Linked DNA regions of Mus musculus: region 2 is linked to region 1. Evidence: chromatin loops called from intact Hi-C (ENCODE). Cell type or tissue: heart. All regions are shown on one strand. Each heading gives the region's core, and the rest is flanking DNA. Links, peaks and the distances in the headings are about the cores only. Region 1 overlaps Gnaq (guanine nucleotide binding protein, alpha q polypeptide). Region 2 overlaps Gnaq (guanine nucleotide binding protein, alpha q polypeptide).

Region 1 (11,088 bases), core at 4,118-9,117:
TTCTTCCAGCTTCTGCATGGATTTCAGAGGATTGCCAGGTGGCATCTGAAACTCAGCCTTCAAAACCTTGTATTCTCAGAGAAACAACCAATCAGAAAGTATGGCAAGAAAAGTTCTCCTCAACTACTGGGTGACCTTGGGGTGGGGGTGGAGGTGACATCAAGGAAGAAAGTGGTTAACTGCTAAAGTGAGAAAGAACACTCAAGTGTTCTCTCATGTCACCCCTTCATCCTCTAGCACAAAATGAATCTGTAACTAAAACAAACAAAGACTTATTTAAAAATGATCCCATGTTTGGGGCCTTGACTACCTAGAGAAACAGAAGCGTATTCTAGATCTAGAGTTAGCATTGCTGAGTCTGTTCTGCACAGTGATAACACAAGTGCTGGGAAGAATGTGAGCTCTGGGAAAGACATGCACAGCTGGGCTTGCAAGGATGATAAGACAGTGGCCCCTGTCTCTGAAGCCTGGCAGCAGAGCAAGCATCTCCACACAATCACCAGGCAGGACTTGCAAGTCTAGGACAGCTTATTGATGGTGGTTCTCTTGTAGAGCAGAAAATAGGTGAGAAGCAGAAGAGAGTCCCAATTCACTGGAAAGTGATGACAATTCTACCTTCCAAACCTTGGCTCCTCGGTCTTTTTACATTCCTTATGCTTTCTTCCTTCTGGGGGACATGAGCATTTAAACACACCTAATTGTTTCCACTTTCTTTACTCAAAACATAGCTACTGAATAAAATACTTCAAAAAAAATCCCTCAATACTGCTTGAATTTACAAGTAAGGATGCTTCTGCTAGTCGCTCGCCTTTGTAAACGGTGCATCCTGGGCTATTTCTAGAACCACAGTCCAGTGCGCACATGACGTCCATCCTTTCTGTGTGTGCTGCTGTTAGGCCCTTGGTAACAGACTGAAATACATGGTATTTTCTCTTTATTATTACCAAAGTCTCTGATAAATTCATCATGGCTAGTGTCTCTGTCAACAGAAAGTATTGCTTATCTCTAAGTCCAATGGGCTAAGATCTCTCTATAAGTTAATATAGCTTACAACAAGAAAGTTAATATAAGCTTTTTCCAAGTCTTGTTTCAAAAGCTAGAAATTTTAATAAATTGTCATTTCATCCCATTTAAAGACCTTGCCTTGATCACTGGAGTAATTTTCTGTTTACAGAAGAAAGGTTCTTTCAAAATCAATTTATCTAATTTTACATGCAGAAATCCTTAACACACTAAATCATACACATTAAACAAAAACAAGCAAATCTGTCTAACTGATTATCCCTTTTGCTTATTTACACACACTCCAAACGTGTATTGGTTTATATATGCTATACTTTATTGTAATATTCAATTTAAATTTGTATATAAAATACCAACGTACTTATATCAATCATGATGTATCTTAATTCTGCTAAAATAATATATCTTAATTTTGTTTCCAATGTAACTGACAATTTATACACATCTTTGCATGATTTACACAATTCTCCACAGTTCCTGTCCAATTTCTAAGAGGTTCTTAATGGAAGACCCTCACTGATTTACCTGGACCCCCTCCCCCAAATTAGTAAGTAATATCTACAACAGATTTTACCCAGCCTTTCCCAAAATGATTGTATTTAATTGTGAAACCACAGAGGGCCAAGAAATAGAGTTGGAAACAAGTCCATTAAAAACATTGCTGTATGACTGAGAGCTAATAAGAATTTCCCTGGGAAGAGGGGACAGGAGTAGTCATTCCTTTTCAAGAGCCACAGCTTCCTGCAGGGACCGTATGTCCAGAGACTGGCAAGATGAGAAGAGAATGCTTTGACACACGGATTCCATGCTACCTTGGTGATGCAGTGAAGGGCAGTCAGGATAATAAAGACTATTCAAAAGGGAGGATGAGCACAGAACACTAACGAGAACACTGAAATCCAAATGAAAAGTGCAGCAAAAGAAGCACACACCGTGTGCGCACACATATCCTAACAGTCTCATCCAAAAGTATTTTAATGCTGTATTTTAAAGAGCAGAAGGAAGTGCTGTAGGTGGAGGAAGACAAAGAGGAGGAGGAGCCAAGGAGAAGGTGGTGGTGAATGCCTAGATCTTGGCTCTGCAGAAAGAAGCACAGGCAGAGAAGGATCACTGAGCACTCAGACCAACCTAGTTTAAAGCTATTCAGAAAGATCCTATCAATAGATGTAGGTAGATAGTTGAATTATATTAAAATAGAAATTTCTTTTGCTTACTTTATTTATCTGATTTGTATGTTTTTCTTTTGACTACACTACTATGTTCCTTTTAAGGAAAGGGAGCTTTAAGTTTTATATTTCTTACCCTTCTTTCATTTACCTAATCCTATTTATATTTTATTTTTTCGTTATCAGGAAAGCTTTTCTCTTCTTTTTAAACAACTCTTCTATAATTAAAAAAAAAATCATCTAACTAATCTATCCTTTAAATTCCTAATTCTACAATTTCTTCAGCAAGGAAATTGACATTTTAAACAACAAAAACCCAACAGCAAGAATAAATAAACAGAAATGTTGGGAATTGCTATAAACTCAATGAGCAGTGAACCACAGCAGGAAGCATCAGCGATAGACTTGACCAAACAGAAGTGCGATCGTCAGTGATGAAGATGAGGTCAAGCAGACAGGACACTCAAGCATCAGTGAAGAAAAATAAACAAAACAGTTCCACAACATTCAAGAACTCTGGGAAATGAAAAGAAATGAAAGAAGCCAAACCCAAGAAATATCTGAAATTAAAACACACACATACACACCCAAAACCTAAATTTATTCAATGCAACTACAGCAGAAAACTTGTGAAATCGAGGAAAAGAAATTGACACCTAAGTATAGAAATAATTTTGAATTCAGAAGATATAACTAGGGAAGACCTTTTCCACAACACTGAAGATGTCAAAAGTACAAAACAAAGGAACAATATCAAGGTGTAAAAGTAAAAGCCCATAACAGCTCCCATTCAAAAGCAACGCAACAGGCGAGCACTTAACAGAAACCCTACAGACAACAACGCACAAAAAGATTTATTTCTACTCTGAAAGTTACCAACCAAGATTTCTCCGTCCAGTAAAGTGGCTGGTTAAATCTGATGGGCACATTAGAGACCAGCAAGCACAAACTAAAACAAACCATACCAGCAGCACTGCAGTAGATGCTTAAATCCTACATACAGAGGAAGAACAAAAAGTAAGTAAGAGATCATGTAGAACACAGAGGAATATACAATGTCTAAGAATGTAAATCAGGAAACACTTACAAAATTAGAGGAGGAAAAAAAGGAAAACAAAAAGGAAAAAGGAAAGGAAAAACTCACCAGAAAAACAACCAACAAAACTACACGTATTGCAACCTCTGGCTATAGTCACCAGATCTGTAGCCAGCATTACACTAAGCACTACAAGAAAACAAATGGAAGCACAATCTTTAAGAAACAGGACAAGCATGTCTACCCTCGCCATCTCAGAGTCACACAGAGCTTAAAGCCCTAGCTAAAGCTATAAAGTCTGAGAAGGATTAAAAAGATACAAATAGGAAAGCCCAAAGCTAAAGTATCTGCCATTAAGAGCACTTGCTGCTCTTGCAGAGGACAAGGGTTCCGTTCCCAGCTTCAACACAGAGATTCATAATTCCAGTTCTAGCAGAGTTGACAACCTCTCTTCTGGCTTCCACAGGCACTAAGCATGCATGTGGTATACATCTGTCCATGTAGGCAAATATACACAAAAGAAAAGCAAAGAAAAATAAATGTTTTTTAAAATCCTAATAGCTCCACCAGAAAATTGTTAAATTTGATGAACACATTCAGCAAAGTAACAGGATGAAAAATCAACTGCCTTCCTAAACACCAATAAGACACTTGATGCAATCAACATAACCTGTATCAAACTTTCCATGGCAATCTTCACAGAAGCAGAAAAATCGCATTAAATTTCACACAGAAGCACAAAAGACTCCCCCAAACCAAAGCAGCCCTTACTAGCAAGAGCCTCGCTGGAAGCATCAGAATACAGTCTAGAGAGCTAGAGGGCAAACCCAGCATAGGATGGGCAGCCAAACAAACCTGTAGATCAACAGGATAAAATAGAGGGGAGGGCCAAAAAATAAACCCATATAGCTAAAACAAATGTTCTAGGAAAATTGTACATCCACAAATAGAACAAAAATAGACCATATCCCACATGCTGAACAAAAGACAAACCAAAATGGATCAGATACATTAATGTAACTCTCCAAACTGCTAGAGGAAAACAGAAGGAAATGCTGCAAAATACAGAGAGACAGAGGCAAAGATTCTGAAAGCACAGGAAATCATCTCAGGAATTGACAAATGGGACTGAATTAAGTTAAAAGGCTTCTGCACAGCTAAAAACAAAACAAAACGATCAGCAGAGTGAGGGGATACTCTTCAGGGTGGAAGAAATGCTTTGCCAGTTACACAGCTGACAGGGGACTAATATCTAGAATTTATTTAAAAAGAAAAAACAAAGTCCAAAGTTAAATACTGTACTGGCTAGTTTTGTGTCAATTTAACAGCTGGAGTTGTCACAGGGAAAGGAGCTTCAGTTGAGGAAATGCCTCCATGAGATCCAACTGTAAGGCATTTTCTCAATTAGTTATCAAGGGGGAAGGCCCCTTGTGGGTGGGACCATCTCTGGGCTGGTAGTCTTGGTTCTATAAGAGAGCAGGCTGAGCAAGCCAGGGGAGGCAAGCCAGTAAAGAACATCCCTCCATGGCCTCTGCATCAGCTCCTGCTTCCTGACCTGCTTGAGTTCCAATCCTGACTTCCTTTGGTGATGAACAGCAATGTGGAAATGTAAGCTGAATAAACCCTTTCCTCCCCAACTTGCTTCTTGGTCATGATGTTTGTGCAGGAATAGAAATCCTGACTAAGACAATACCAAAAAATGGAATCATCTAATAAATAAATGGGTGAATGAACTAAACAGACCTCTCAAATGAAAAAGTCAATAAGGAGCCATCAAAGAAATGCAAATTAAAGTTACACTGAGATTACATCTCACACCAACCAGAGTATCTTTTATCAAACACAGCAAATGCTGGCTAGGATGTGGAGAAAGAAGGGAAGCCCTTGCTGCTGCTGAACCAGTAAACTGAATTCAGAATGGAAGGGTCTACAGAATTTCAGCATGGAAGGGTCTCAAAAGTCTGAGATTAGAATTACCATACGACCAAGCTCCATGGCTTCTGGGTATATCCATGAAGGTCTTTACATCAGACACTTGAGCATCGTCCGTGTGCACTGCTGCACTACTCACTGTAGCTACACTATGGAATCAGCTGGAAGCCCGTTAGCAGATGCTGGAGTGAATAAGGAAAACGCAGTAAGTAAGCACACACTTCTCATTGCATTCCATCGCATAAGGGCAACGATGTGAGTGGTATAAAAGCACCAGTAAAAAGGCAGAAGGAAAAGGCAACACAAGGAAAAACTGAGTAAAGTACACAATATACATTCGTGAAAATATACTAATAAACTCATTACTGTACGTGCTAAGAATTACTAAGAAAATAAACTCATGAAAAAAATAAGGTAGGATGCTTTTATGTCTACATCTGTTTCTTTATCTGCCCTTGTTTCAAACCTTAACTTTCCAATTCATCCATACAAAATATCCAGAGGTAAAAAAGCAGATTTGAGTCAGCATGCCAATAATAATCTACAACTTCAGTTTTCTCTATCTTGACTACTCTGCTGCAAGCTTTTGCTATTTGTCTGTCTTACACACATTCTCGTGCAGTTGCTGTCAGGTCGCTAGCTTTGCCCCTTTCCTGGAACAGCTCGTAGCAGCAGCTCTAATCTTTTTCTTTCTTCTTTTCTTTTTTTTTTTAATACAGTCCTTTATTATTTTGTCTCATGTCTGTCCCACAAGTTCTAATTACCTATAATACCACCATCCTGAAGCTTATCTGAGAATCCACCCGCACTCTCTGTGAAACAGCAGGTGGAATACTCAGATGGTTTCCTTACGGAAGATCCGTGGGAACACCAGCAGGCATCAATCACATAAAGCAACTGACGGCTTCCGGATACTTTTCATATGCTGTTCTCCCACAAATAATGGTTTCCTAACTCTTATTAATTAAACAGAAACACAAAAGCATGAAAGCACCAGACAACTTCATAGACATGCTTTTAGTATAGAAAGTAGAAGACACCTTCCCCTGATCACTTGAGTAACAGAGCACCTATATGCAAAATAAATATGTAGAAATAAAAGATATATATGAGTTAAAAAGAGGTAGGGAGAATGTATAGAAAAGGATATAGAATACAATGAATTCCAGATTTCTTTCTATTTAAAATGTACTTTTTGTCAGTAAAACACAAAAATGAAAGCTTTTATGGTTGGAACTGTTTTTAGAAAATGGTATGTTCTTACCTTCTCCTAGTGAGGTTAGTTTCCATATGTGTTGGATTCTTTCCCACCCAGTACAGGCTGGTGAGGGAGGACAGGAAACTGGGAAATGGTTATCCTGATTTAAATTTTATAATGTAACGATTTATACTCTTAGCTCCAACACACACATTTGGGAGAAAATCATTGTTTATTTTGAAAACTCTCATGATACAGTACATTACTCATCCTGATGTGACTGTGACTATATTTATAAAAGCCACCTGTGTCCTTTATCAACACCCCAGCTTCTTGGGCCAGACAGCCGTCTTGCATCCTCTGCACTGCCTCGCTGAGGTGAAGCTGTGATAGCAGTCTGGGCTGTGTCAGCCTGAGTCTGAGGATAAAACATTTCCAAATGTCCTTCCTTCAGCGCTCAGCACATACCCTGCCCACTTTGAAGCACATTTTAAACTCTGCATAATGAAAAGACACATCTGAACAAGAGCTCTGAAATGAGCCCACTGCTCTGGGCATACATCTCCATCAGAAATAAGGTTCCACTTAACAAATCCTGCCTGTTTTCAGAAACTAAGATTCTGTACCCAGAAACCTCCTGGGTTTGCTGGCTAATGTGTCTTGTGTGGCAAATTATCTTATTATTGAAATCTGTACTAGATTCTAGTGTTGCTTATTGTTAAGCAACTGGGAGTTATTGTGTATTTATTGTTATTGTCATTAGTAGTAAGAGAGAGAGAAAGAGAGAGAGTGTGTGTGTTACAATATACGTTTGAAGGCAAGAAACCAACTCTGTGGAGTCATTTTTCTCTTTCCACTGTTATACAGGTTCTGCAGATCAAGTTCGTGTTGCCAGGCTTGCACAGGAAGTGCCTCGATCCACTGAGCCATCTTGCTAGTTTGGCATCTGGGGGATTCTTAAGTTCAGTGGGCTCTCTATCTACACTGTTATCTTTCCCATCCAAGGTCACTGTCCATACCCCAGTTTCAGACAGGTTTTCTAATCTATGGTCAGTAACCCTCCTGCCTGCCCCTCTTCAGCACCTCACCACGTACTTTTACCATCCACAATGGCATGGACACACATTAACATAAACCCACAGCTCTGTCTATGTACAACATACATAGACAGACAGACATAGGGAGAAGGCTGCAGCTTTTCATAGATTCAGTGCTGGCTTATATTGCACTCATGAAAGTGTTGTCTAAGTCAGTGTTAGTGTCTGCACTGGACACTCAAGAGCAGTATGATATTCTAGCTTACAATAGTAGATTTCAGAGATGTGAAATACTATGTCAGTGGAAAGTAACAAGAGTCATGAGCAGCTGAAGAGCATTTCTGAATGCCAACATGACCTGGGTTTCGCTCTGTGACATTTACTGATAGAGAGAAATCAAACATATGATAGTCATTTTTAGAAGTGTAATGCTTCAATCACAAGGTGCAGACTCTGAGATTAAAAGCCCTAAATGTCCCCTTTTAGAAACTGGCTAATTATATGGGGTGAGAGGGGAGGGGAGGGAGTTTTTTATCCTGTTTTGTTAAGGAACTACACTTTTTCAGGAATACTGAAATTAAGGAATAGAATATAGAATGTTTGCATGTTTCATTGCTGTATATTAAGTACACACCACTGAAATATCAGAGTTTTTACCATTCTGTCCAACTACTAATTATTTGAAGGTAAAGTCCCACTTGGTAAAAAAAAATCTACAAGGGTGAGAGGTCTCAGTCTGCTCCAGGTAGGACACAGAAAAAGTACATTGTGAGGATTAGAAACAAACAATTGGATCCCAAAAGTGCTTAAGTACAAGCATCAGGCAATATGTGAATTTTAACTTTCCTAATTCAAGGAGAGCAGGACCGCTGCACTGTCCTACCTCATGAACACACAGTGTTATCAGCTCTCCTGGGAGGGGCAGGGGAGGACATGAATGGTGAGGGGAAATACTGAGAGCTCCTGGGAGAACTGGGAGGAGCTGGGGTGCAAGGGAACAGAATGCACTGTTGTAATGGGACTGTAGAAGGATATATATGATGTGTCTTCCACAGGACATTTTACCAGACTACTCAGCTGCCTTCCTCGGTTGCCTCCTTCTTGTCTGTTTTTCTCTTTTAACTAAAATGCTAAATATTTAGATTTAAATATAAATCTAAAACCTTCCCTCCTTCTCCCTCCTCAGGATGCTGTGCTAGGCACAGCAGACACACACCAAGGGCTGTGTCAGAGTTTCTTTCATATCTGGTCTTCACAACAGCCCTTCAGAAGTGGCACTGAGGCCTGGGCTTAGGGAAAGAGCAGCTTAGAGAGACGATGGAAACATGTCAAATGAACACTAATTCCCAGTCCAAGCTTGTCCAGTTGCTAAGCTCTTAGTCTTTCCAGAATCTGATACCATTCCTCATACTAACGATGCCATCCAGAGAAGGCCGTCACACACACATACTGTAAAGCTTAAATAATTAAAAAACAAGTAAGAGATGACCATGGCAGTTCATGCCTATAATCATTACCACTCAGGACAGACTAACAGACTAAGGCAGGAGGCTTGCCGTGAACTTGAGGCCAGCCTGAAGTATATATATATATAAAGGTCCTGCCTCAAAATGAGAGGGGGGAGGGGAGGGGTGGGAGAAAAAGAAAGGGAATGAGAGAAAGAGAAAAGGGAGGGAGGGAGGGAGGGAGGGAGGGAGCGAGCAGGCTCCAGCAAAGCACCAATGGGACGAGGCAGCACTTCCAGCAGTGATCTTACAGGATAACTGGAGATAAACCTGAGTCTGTGTGAAGATAGGGCAAATTAAGTAGCTCCTACTATTCTCTTCCAAATACATTCGTTTATGTAATGAAATTAAAAAGAATGACAACCATACCTGTGTGCAGTGGTGGTTTTTGTTTACTTGGAATCACAGCTAAGGCTCTGCACATGCTATGAAATTACACTGAACCACTGAGTTAAAGCCCCAAGCCCAATGAGCTTTATTTTTTGTTTTTTAAATAAAATAACATACAACTGGGGGGGGGGGGCAACAAACCCTTACAATTTTGCCCAAAAGCACTCATTAACTCTTTTGTAAATATTCTTTCATTTAATCCTCACTCTGTGAGTTAGCAATTTATTTTCATCCTCCTCTTTAACAAAACAGAGAAGTGAAGCAGAAAATCCAGTAGCCTTGCTGAAGCACAGAGCAATCAGTGATGGGCTTACACCTAAATCCTGGTGACTAGGACCAACACTCAGGTGACACCAGACTGTCTATACAGAGCTGAGCAGGAAAGTGGCCACACACTACAAGCAAGTTCTTCCGGAGCACGTTCCTAGGCCTACAGGAGGTACAGCTCCTTAAGAAGTACAGGTCTTGATAACCTCTTCCCTCCCTCCCCAGTACCAACGACAAGAACTAAGGGGACTGGGCACGGAGCAAGAGGAGAAAAGTGCTGAAGTAGAGTGTTCCAGAGTATGTGCATTTGGTGAAGGACAGCAGGAGGCACACCGCTCAGAATGTACTCAATCATCTGGCAGGAGTATGGAGTTTATGTAGCTAATCTAACATCCCAATTTTAAAAAGCAGAAACTTATAACCAAAGACCCTCAGAATACTTGCAAATGACTTAACAAATTTCTTTCTAGAGAAGTCTGTTGCTTCAAACCATTTACTATGCAAAATCTTCAACACACATAAAGTTTGGAGAACGGTCAAACAACCCCCAGTAAATCCTGGCAGCCACGAAGCTCTTCCAAGACTGAGCGCTCTAACAGGCAGCAATAATCAGACTCAGAGGGTTACTAACCAAAAAAGGAGAGGACATGGATGCTAAGGGGAAACAGTGAGGGCTCATGGGAGGTTGTAAAAGAATAAATACGATGGTCTTTATCTTCTAAAAAATACTTTGCCAGACTGCTCTACTTGCCTGCCCCAGTCTTCTGTTCTCCTGGCTTTCTCTTGACTAAAATGCTATTTGTCTGCCTTTTGCCCTAAAAGCTTCAAAACGCACCTCCAAGTTCATGGATAATTTTCTATACAACCCACAGTGCCATTATCATGCCTAATAAAACTAAGAATACCTGGATTATTTTTCAAATTCACTGATTATCTAAAGGATATCTATTTTTTTTAAACTTGGCTTTTCTTCAAATCATGATCCAAACAAAGAAAGCACATACATGCATCTCTTCTGGGTCTTAAGCTAAAACAGTCCTTCTCTAACTCCAAACCATCAACTGAATAAGATATGAGCTCAGTCTACACAGGCCATATTCACTAACATCACACCCCATCACTGCACGCATCAGAAGGCAGTGAGCATGACTGATACTGTCCACCCTCAGAGTAAAACATTGGTTCCCTTACTGTGTTTTCTTCAAAGATGCAACATACAATGCATGACAGGTTGGCTAGACTCTATCTTCCATAATTCATCTGTTACCAAGGGCTAAGCACATCTGTTTACAATGACAATTATACGGGAAAGTGACTGAAGTCCTCTTTGAGACACTGCTAGGAGCCCAGTAAACCCCCTTATACCCCCTCACAGCAGAGGGACCCAGGCCAAACCTGGATAATTCTCTCCAGAGCACAGCTGCTCGTTGTTAATTATGGAGTTTGGGGAATTAGTAGGATAACAGAGCACTGTGAGACAGGGAAAAATCAGTTTTCTGGATCACAGAATGTGTTCAGCTCATTTTCTTTGTCA
Region 2 (11,088 bases), core at 2,568-7,567, 94 kb before region 1:
GATGGAAGTTGTCTCAATTTCTCCATTAAAATTATTGATGATGTGAGCTATCATGTACTTGATATTTACGTGTTCTCGGTAGTTTCTCTATTACCTATTTTAATATTCCCTACAACAAAAGACAAATAGCATCATTATTACAGTTTGAATCTGCGATGGCCCCCACAGGCTCATTTTTGGACTCCCAGTTGCCAGCTTGTGGTCCTATTCTTAAGAGAGTGGGCCCCTTAAGAAGTGGGGTCTGGGTGTTGAAGAAGACTTCTATATCCTTCTCCTGTCTACACGATTCTCTGTCTAGTACCATGGGGAATCTACCACATGTTCTCCCCACCAAGAACCCCATCACACCTTCTGCCTTCAGAAACCACGAGCCCAGGAAAACCTCTGTCCTTTGGTTGTTTCTGAATGCACTTCCTCCCAACAATAGAAAAAGTACCCAATATCTTAGGTGCTTACATTAAAGCTGTTAACACAGAGAAAGTAAGTGTTTGAGATCACTCAGCCTGTGGGTGGAGCTTTGTCTCAACCAGGGCAGTTGGATTCTTTCTACTTCTCTGCTCCTTAGTGAGGGACAGCTCAGGAGTACAACATCCTAAGTGTCCAATGTCTCAGGAAATACATTTCTGTCTTACTGCTGTGTGTGTGTATGTGTGTGCTGCATACATGTGATTGTACAGGTGTGAGGGCCCAATGGCCATGGGCAAGTTAGAGCAGGATGTCATGGGTCTCCATCATTTTCTCCCTATTGCTAGAGACAGTGTCTCTCACAGAACTGGAAGTTCATCGTTTAGACTAATCTGACAGCAAGAACTCCGCAGAGCCTCCTGTCTCTGCCCCACAACACGGACGCTACAGGTATGCACAGCCACACCTGGCTTTTTATGTAGATGCTGGACATCTAAACTCAGGTCCGCATGCTTGCTCTCACCTTCTGAGCCATCTCCCTAGACTATTCCTAGGGTTTCTGTTCGTTTTGTTTTGTTTTTTAAGTGACACCTCAGATTGTTTTAGTTAAAAAAAAAAAAGCCTAAAATTCCATTGCTTTTCTTTATAGATAATGTCACTGTAATATATTCAATCAAGGCAATAAAAGAAACCCTGAAAGGGGCAGTTATATCACCCAGCCCTGTGCCAACCAGGGGGGCTCCAGGCAACCTGAACTATTAAACAGCACACCCAGACATATACACATGCTATTATTACTATGGAGAAGAGAATAAGCAACAGCTTTAAGTTTTATAGAATGTAGATTTCCTGTTACAAGGTAAGTTCTTCCAAACAAAAGGAAGAAGTAGATGGCACTGAAGACCCCAGATGGTGAAAACTGTCTAGACTCTAGTGAGTTGGATCCAGGCATTTCATTGGGCAATCTGTAACACTAGGCTACAGCTCTGAAACTTTCATCTAAGATGGACAACAAGTGCTGGCACAAATCCTGTGTTCATCAGCTGTCTCCCTCACTCCAGGAAACTCCTTGATCTGCTTAATTTTATTTGTTTATTCATTCATTTATTTGTCTATGGCTGTTCTGCCTGTACCACATTTGTTCAGTGCCCTCGAAGGCAAGAAGGCACTAGATCTGCCGAGATTAGAGTGACAGATAAGCAGGGTTAAGAGCCTCTATGAGTGCTTGGAATTGAACCTGGGTCCTCTAGAACACTCAGTGATCGTAACTGCTGAACCATCTCTCTAGTCCTACTATTTTTAAGGTGTCTCAGTTTTGAAGACATTTCAGTATATTAAGCTTGGGCTAGACATCTGTATTAACTTCTCCATTCATGTGTATCTCCATGTTTTCTTGTTGAAAACAATAAGAAAAACTCAAAATAGCCTTAAAGGGTTATTTTTATTTAATCATTTTAATAGGTAACACTATATGATATATTCTTCATGGGGAAATATAAATGTAAATGACTAAAATATAAAATTTATATATATATATATACATATATATACACACACACAAACTACCAAACTCCAGCAACTTAGAGATAATCCCTGCTAATAATTTCAATTTACTCTTCAGTCACATCTATAATACAGATCATGTGTATCAATTCTATATAATAAACACCTGTAATCAGGCTTGCAAATCTCCCCACGTAAGAGATGACAGGGAAAACATTATAAATATGCCAGGTGTCCTTGAGAAATAAATCATTAACTTAAACCATTGGGGCTTTGTCAGAGGCTAATCAGTCTGGAATGGAGGATGAAACACCAACTCCAACTGGCTCTAGTCTTCCATGGGGACAAAGAGAAATAGTTCTGTGGTATTTAGTAGAGGAAATGCAGTCTGAGAATTGTCTTGCTAGGAAATTTTTGTGTTGTATGAACAATAGCATGAACCTAGGTGGTGTAGTCCACCACATACCCATACTATGGGGCACAGCAGAGCTCTGTGACGATAAGCTCAGATGTGACTGTGACCATGGGCAGCTGCAACACTGTGGCAACTATTTGTATATCTAAACACAGAAAAATACCAGGTGACAAGAATTGTTCAGTGTCATTAACAATAGTATTGGCACAGAATCGTATGTTCAGTTTTCTCCTGGTGGTAAAGCTTGAAGCCACGGCCATGCCTGTATCAGACAAATGCTCAATTACTGGGCACATGTGTAGATCCACAAGAAATATTAGGATGTTCTTTTTTTCCCTTCCTTTATTTAAAAACAAAACAAAACAAACCATATTCTTAGTGATATGCACCTGGACCTCAAACACTCAGGAGTCAGAGGCAAGAGGATCATATGATCATAATTGTACATTTTACAATTAAATAAGCAGAAATAAATTAATGAAGAACTGATAGGTGAGTTTATGGTTAACACCTTTATTAGTATAACTATAGGCCTCTGGCTCAAGGTCATATATGGTGATCAGAAACATCTTTCTCATGGCTAGGATGCTGCTCACTGGTAGAAGGCACAAGGCTCTGGGTTCTGCTTACTAAAGAGCAAGGAGAAGAGACTGAGAAGGAGAACAATGAGGAAACAGAAGAGCAGAGAAGTTCAAGGGTGGAGAACAAGAATAAACAACAGACAAGCTGCTGAAAAGGAAGAGAGGAGTGAAGCCCGAGGGAGGGGTCCGACACCAGAAGTGAAGTCCTTGTTCATCACATCATGAACCAAGCTAAGTGAACCAAGCATAAGATCTGATTAAGAACCAATAAAAAGGTTAAAAACTACCCAGTGTGTGATCAGAGCCCAGCCAGGAAAATTCCCAAAAACCTACTCAGAATTTTCAGAGCAAGGAAAAAATTATAATGTTTAGACTTTGGTTTCAATCTCTCTCTCTCTCTCTCTCTCTCTCTCTCTCTCTCTCTCACACACACACACACACACACACACACACACACACACACACACACACACACACATGCAGTACTGAAGTATATCCAACCAAAGGCATATCCTAGACTAGATCCAATTAACACAGAGACATTCTGAACTGTTGGGGGAACTGTCCTGTATTTGCTCAGTACTGTCTGTAAATGTGATAAGGACTCAGAGGTCCAGGGGAGGTATTTCAACACCATGAAAGGAGAATTCTTACTCTGTCTCCATCCTCTTAGCAGTGACAGCCCATCTCTTCTTTCTTTGGGTTGCAAACCCAGAAACAGTGTCTTGGCCAAAGCTATAATCCCTGTCATAATGCACAGGAAACAGCTTGGCAGGTTTTAAAGAGGTATAAATGCAATTGTATTAAAAATGTCTGCTCTGTCTTCTAATGTATCAACTCCAGACTTAGCTTGAAGGACAGATGTCTATGAGAACTAATTCTGGGAAATCCATCTTGATATGAGGAAGGCCTGGGTTAGGTGTGGGGCAAGTACCTTGATACTAACAGCAAAGCAAAACAAAACAAACCCAATACAGAAAATACTGTAAGTCACCATGACCAAGCCAAAAGGACTAGTCAGTTAGATGTGCACATTAGCAAGGATCATGGCGAAGGCACCATGCTTAGTCACAGACCGGAAAGCTAGTTTAAACACAAAGACGGAAAGCTTAGTTTGAACACACAGTGATGCATGCTGGCTATCTTCTCGTTCTGGGCTTTCAGAGGCTCTGAAATGATGTGTCCATGAAAGGATTACAGCCGAATAGTTGGCTGTTTGCTGGTATGTTAACACAGGGAAATACGAGAGGAAGAGAAGTCAGAATGCAGCGCAGCACTACAACCTTGCTTTGTCTAGCCCACTGGTTCATGCTTATTTCCTTATTTGGAGACAAAGGAGAAAGACATTCATTCCCCCAAACAATAGGAAGGCTGAGACTCTGCACACTCAAAAGTAGATCTGTGCAGAACTGCAGAGAGAAATATGCAATGTTTATACATAACTAAAATACAAGTAAAAGGAGATATCTGGATCATTCTCCCCGTGCATCCCTGTGTACTCGCGCACTCACCAGCTAGCTACCTTCTGGAGGGTTGGGAGGAGAGGTAGGTTCTCTCACAGGTCTGGAGCTTGCCAAACAGTGTTGGCCTAGGTGGCTACAAAGCCCCAGGGATCCACCAGAGCTGATGTCTTCATGGATTTTACCACACATATTAGCTCCCCAGCCTCTACAGTATGTCTTAGCTATGTTGTTTGTGGTCTAGAGTGCATTTTCCACAGTTCTGCAGAACCGAAAGGCGATCAGTATTCACTCCCAGGTTTTTCTCACAAATATATACCAAGGTAGGCGCAGTCAAGTCTGCTTTGACTTAAAGTTGTGAGCAGCACACTTTCAGACCAAGAACAAACAAATGGTCAGGAATTTATTCTTGTTCTGTCTCACCCAAACCAGAAGTTTCAGAAACTAGAATTCTGTAGTTCTGAATTACTTTAGCAGTTTAAGAAATTGGAAGTAATGGCATCTGCATGTTTTACAACAACTGAACATAAAAGAGATCACTGCAATATGAACACGCGCTTCTGAGAGCGTGCCGTGCTCAGGGCTGGCTGCTGGCTGTGGGCAGGACTTTCCTGTTGTGCTTAAAGATCAGCTCAGTGCCTGAGGAAGCTCAGGCCTGATGGAGAAAAAGCTCCAAAGTGGGTATGACCTACCTCACAGAATTAAGAGATCTAACGGTGAAACTGACAATGTATCCAGGTTACACAAGCTCTGGTCATCTGAGAAAATGCCTTCATCAGATTGGCCTGTGAGCATTTTCTAGATGAAAGATTGATGTGTAGAAATGGCCCAGCCCCATTCTGGGTGATACCACCCCTGGGCAGTGGCACAACCAAGCTGAGCAAGCCATGGAGAACAAGTCAGTAGGCTGCACATTGCCTCTGTCTCTTGCTTCAGCTCCTGCCTCCGTGCTCCTTCTCCGACTGCCTTTCATGATTGACTATAAACTGTAACATAAAATAAACACTTTCCTCCTCAAGGTGTTGGTGGTCATGGTGTTTGTCATAGCAATAGAAAGCAAATGGATACAGCTTTATCACTTTAATCTGTGGCATAGTATATCATCTTATGAACCAAATGAACTGGGCTATGTTATTACATTCTGAATAATTAACTGGTATAAATTTGAAGATGTCTGATAAGAAATGTGACTGAACTAATATACTTTTATACCAACAAACCACAAATAGATTTCTACTGTAAGATCAGGTGAAATCTATGACCATGTAAACAAAGAACCTGACTGTTGTGTGAGATTTAGCTGACAGGTTATTTAGAGAATGGACTTCTTTGATATTTAGATAATTTCAAAGTGGCAAACTGCTTGCCATTAAGTCACAATATGCAGATCTTCATAGATACAGCATATTTACAGAGTATAAAATGTACACTGGTAGACAATGATCTTACCCTTGCTGGTATGAAAGAATAAGAATGAGATGATGTGTGTTTCTTCTATCTTCTATGTAGATAACACACGCAGATTTTATTTTAGTGGCTAGCACACTGAATATAAGAGCTAAGATCTACGCAGTAAGTCTTATTGTCTTTTTTCTGAGAAAAAAGCAGGTGTACTTTTTAAGCTTCTTGATGTGAATTTTTCCGGTTTTGTGTTTGTTTTGCATCCGGCCCCCACATCACAGTAGTGAAACAATTGACTCTTTACAATATCTGAAGTGTGCAACATAGTAAAAATACAGTCTCCAAGAATTATGGAACAACAAGTAGGCACAAGAATAGATTTAAAAAACAGAAATAGAGAGATATAACAGTAAAAATTCCAAAGGTAACTGCCCAGTTCACATTTTGATAGCTGATAGCTATACATTTTACTATGCTTGTAGGCACTTTGCATTTCAGCTAAGGGGCCAATGGCTGGTTAATAGGCCTCAGCTTATTAATTGATGCAAACCTCTGCATACTGGGTATAAACTGTAATGAGAATAGTAAGACCAGAAAAAAACAAAAACAAAAATAAAACAACAAAACAACAGCACTATCTTAAAAAGACCAAGAAGGGACAAATTCTTATATACTTTAAAGACAGAAAATTCTGACACGGCAGATATCAGCCAAGCAATTGCTGGGGTTTTTCAGTTCCTCCCCTTTGTTTCCATCTTTACTTAGTAGGCATTAGTCGTCTATCCATCTGCAAGCTCTGATGTGATTACTGATTGAACCTCCATTCACACACACATCCTCTGAACTTTAGCTAAAAGGTTGTTTCTATACCTCTTATTATCTTCCAGAGTCAACTGATTCATAAACCTCTATTACCCTCAAAATCCATATTGGCACCTGTTAAACTTTCCCTGAACAGAGACGCGTCATGATACAGCGCCAGCTTCCCAGACAGAGTTATGAAGAACAGTTTCCAAGTAAGTCCTGCTCAGTCAGTAGACTACTTACTAGCAGCAGATAGGCCCAAACACCACGACGCTACAAGGTTCCACAACGAACTGATTTTGAAGCCAGTTACAAAGTTATTCACATCTGCCAAGTGAACGTTCTGCTTGCCCACCCATCATGCAAACATTGTTTTAAACAAAAGGAAAGCAAAACAAAACAGGGTGACTCACACAAATCTCCCAGGTCCTATCCTGCAAGGGAGGCTAGGAGACAATCTTGTGATTCTCTTAGAGATTTCCATGTTTTCATTTTCAGAACCTCTGCATAGTGTGGCCGTATCAAACAGGCTCTGCTTAGATCCAAGCATGCAGACCTGCTCACATTCCTGAAGGAGAAGCCTGCCATTCTGAGAGTACTGTGGGTTGGTCTTACAGGGTTATTCATGATTACTTAAAATCATCCACATTGGTAAGCTAGCTCAGTGCCTGAAGCCAAGCCTGGGAACCTGAGTTCCATCCCTACAGCCTCTCCCACAGGCTGCCCTGTGATATTCATGTGTGCACTGCTGTATGTATGTATGTATGTAAACACACCAAATAAATACCTATAAGAACTAAAGACATGAATTTTGTCATTTATTTCTATCCAGTGATAAAATGATCAATCACCATCCATCCAAAGGGTACTTACCTCATTGTCTGACTCCACAAGAACTTGATCATATTCGCTAAGCGCTACTAGAAACATGATGGAGGTGACATTTTCAAAGCAGTGTATCCATTTTCTTCTCTCTGACCTTTGGCCCCCTACATCGACCATTCTGCAAGGTTAACAATATTTATATTAATAACTTAAAGAAAAATCAAGAATATAAATATAAGTACTACTTACAAACTAGGGAAAACTCACTACTTTAAAGACAGTGGCATCTAACTCAACTAATTAATATTGACTATATATTAATTACCTGTTACTTGACAGAAATAAGGCATGGTAGACACAGAAATTGCTGTGGTTACCTGAATGTTATGTAGATACGTATGAAAATTATTAACTATATAATAATATTTTACTAAATTATACACAACAAAGGCAAACATTGTTTTTTATATTCAGTCCAGATAACAAATAATAAATTTCCCTTTCCTTTCCTAGGTGTCAGAGTGAAGAGCCTCACATGCTACTGGAGGAGGCCAGGCATGGTCATGGATACATTTAAAGGATACGAGATGCCATGCATTTCCGTACACAGAGGGTACTAAATGTAAACAAAGCCTGCTTATGCTTCCGCCCATAGGATAAGAATTTGGGGCTTTTTCTTCTTTCAATATTGGTAATAATTTGACATGTCCAATGGTATCTGGCAGCAATGGGACAATTAGCCTAGTGCCCAAACCAACTTGCCACCTTGCTGGAAATAAAGTGTGGTGTATGACATGAAAATGTTCTACAGTGCCACACAGGGGCATCATATGAACTATTTTCCTGGTCTGCTTTTAATGCATCCATACTGTACCTGGTTATCCTCAGATACCAGCATTGACACCAAGAATGACGTGGAGATGTGTGTGACACTAAATCAGCTTCTCCAAATTGCTGAACCCAAACCTTGACAATGTATCCAACATTCAGAGGAAAGGAGTCTCAGAAAGTAAGAGTTAGTATGCAAATGAGAAAGCAGTGCTCTTTACCAGTCCACAGAACAGGGTGTCTGCTCGGGGTGTTTTCCTGACTCTCCACATTAAGTCTACAGAAGAACTCAAAGACCTTCTGCTTTTCTGTTTTGCACATTTCTCCGTGTGCATTTGTGGGTGTGTGCAGCACAAGTGTGCATGTTTGTGTGGAGGACAGAGGATGACTATCAGGAGTCTTCTCTTGTCCTCTCCACCTTGTTTTAAGATAGGATCTCTCACTGAACCTGGAGTTCATCAATTGGCTTCCCTGGATGCCCAAGGAGCCCCAGGGACCTTTCTGGTTTGCACCTTCTACTTCCAGACCTTAGCTTATGGGATAGGACACCACATCTGGATTTTTATGTGGATCATGGGATCCACAAGGAAAGCACTTTATTGACTAAGGCATCTCTCCGGACCCGAAGTCAAGGATCATTCTTACCACCATTTCTAAAAGGCTGTAAAGGTACAGAAGTGAGACCCAAGAGGCCAACCAGTAGGTCCAAGAGTTCTGTGAGCGCTGGACACCAGATATAAAGATGCTGATCCGCCCCAGCACCACTGAGTGGAAAGGGGCTACTCATTTTACAAAGAAGTTCTATTCGAGGAAGTCTACTTCAGGGACTCAGTGCTATGCCTCTGAGGAGGGCCAGAAACTAGACAATAAAGTCTACTTTCACTGTAGTGCCAAAAAGTATGCTTTAACACTAGTGTGTTGAACAACAAAATGTGTCAAGAGTAAAATGAAATACTCATCAGTGTTTGAAATTGCAAATCAACCAAGATGTGAAAATCGGCAAGGACTGTATGTGTTTTTGAAACATTTCTGTAAAATGGTTGTAAAAGTAAGTTAATCTGGATATCCAGATGCTATAAGCTCAAAATATGTAACTCAGAATGCTGGCCTCAGGAACCTTGGTGGTCATCTTAATAGACCCATCACAGATTTAAGAATCAGAGTATTTCTAAAGTGTTACCTACTTCACAGCCATGTGCTTTTGAGCATTATGTGGGGGTAAGATTACACTACAGGTGCAAAGAATGAATAGAGAGGGGAGGGAAGGGGAGGGGAGGAGAGGAGAGGAGAGGAGAGGAGAGGAGAGGAGAGGAGAGGAGAGGAGAGGAGAGGAGAGGAGAGGAGAGGAGAGGAGAGGAGAGGAAAAGTTTTTTTTTTGGCAGAAACAGCATAGCACATGTCAAACTGAGCCCCATGGCAGAGGCATGAGGCAGGGGGCCACAGAAAAGGTGCCTCAGAGCCTCAAGCACAGGCCCACCCTCAGCGAGGAGGCTCTGGAGAGACAATTCAACATTCAACATTCAAGTCAAAGACATTGCTTCGTGGGTCCTTTCCTCAAAGCTCCAAGTAAGTGGTTTGTACTCCAACTAAAAGTATAATTAAGTGACTCTGAAATAGCAAAGTGAAAATGTACTGTTGTTTTTCTCTTCTTAAAAAGTGTTTCAGTTGAAATATCAATACAAACAGCAGCAGTGAGCAGGGGAATAATACATTTCCATTTTGTTTTGCCATATCAATTTATATTAAGTTAATTACCCTACTTTTAAAACCATGAATTTTGAAAACTCTTAAGCATTTTGTTGTGTAAAAAAAAAAACAAAACAAACAAACAAACAAAAAAACCCCAGCACACCTTTTTACTGGTACTGAGAAATTCTGCATTGGTACCAGACAACATGGAGAAAATATCGATATGGAAGTTTTCAATGGCAGGCATGCATGGTGGTTCCTGTCTAATATACAGTTTGAGTAAATGTGATATACTACCAGCAACTAATTTTCTGTGAATTTAAATGGAAATGAAAATTCCAGAATGTTTTTTTTTTGCTTCCTCTTTCATTGATACATTATTTCAAAATCAAACAAAGCTGATGGGTTTAAAGGTGTTAATGAACTCAGTTACTACCTGAAAATGACACTTTGTAAGTCAAAGGGGTATTCGATGATCCCTGTAGTGGGGACTCGAACTCTAAGCACGTCTTGTTGTGTAGGCAGATAGGAAGGGTCGGCTACACGGTCCAAGTCATTCAGATAGCTAGAAGAGGAAGACATGAGAATGTCAGTTACCATCATTCTAATCCCATGGAAAGAGCAAAAACTGAGTCACAGAGAAAAAGGAAAGTCTGTAAGGTGACAGGCTAGGAAGCAGGCAAGGCCACACTTCCCCTGCTCAGAGAAAGGTTCTCCACCCAGTCACCTACTTACCACATTCCCATTTCCTCAGCAGCTGAACTCATGTAAAAGAAGGGAGAGCTGGTAAGAAACTGCAGTGAGTCTCCTAACATCTATTTGTTTAGCAGGCTTGGCTGGTGAATCAAGAGTTAAAGTTTTAAACTATTTATACAAAGTAAATTTGCATAAACCACCATATAATAAAGCTGAGTGTAAGGTCAGGATTTATCTTCTCTGTTGTTTGCAGAACATCAGTCTTTTCCTGGAATGAAGTTTCCTCATTCCCCTGAGAGAAGACAGACAGTATCATACCATGTCTTTAATTATGTCCAAAGCCCAAGTCATTTGTTATTCTTGAAAAGCCATGAGATTTTAAGTTATGATAACAATAATGTCTAATGTCAGATGCTCTTCTTTACAGTCACCTACCCTAACTTTTATGTATCTGACCATGATACTTACGCATTTCCACGGG

What was found. Hi-C counts contacts between places; a loop is a spot of excess contacts. Peaks named below come from ENCODE experiments on the same cell type or tissue, not always from the same donor. Only the 100,000 strongest peaks of a DNase experiment are listed, where the experiment ranks them.
Region 2: a loop joins it to region 1, with 2.0 times the contacts of the local background. A loop is called at or near these places in 1 of 42 quality-filtered maps.

The regions. Positions count from the first base shown.
Region 1 is chr19:16,238,580-16,249,667 of GRCm38, reverse strand. The region is part of intron 2 of Gnaq (guanine nucleotide binding protein, alpha q polypeptide); the gene reads right to left. Among named protein-coding and RNA genes, the nearest start is that of Mir496b, 71 kb to the left of the region's middle. In heart, for the core only: no CTCF peak of the experiment used is centred there; no DNase peak of the experiment used is centred there.
Region 2 is chr19:16,331,465-16,342,552 of GRCm38, reverse strand. It overlaps Gnaq (guanine nucleotide binding protein, alpha q polypeptide), which reads right to left. Exons shown (of 7, transcript NM_008139.6): 4 at 10,348-10,476; 5 at 7,443-7,572. Among named protein-coding and RNA genes, the nearest start is that of Mir496b, 22 kb to the right of the region's middle. In heart, for the core only: no CTCF peak of the experiment used is centred there; no DNase peak of the experiment used is centred there; H3K27ac peaks cover 711 bases.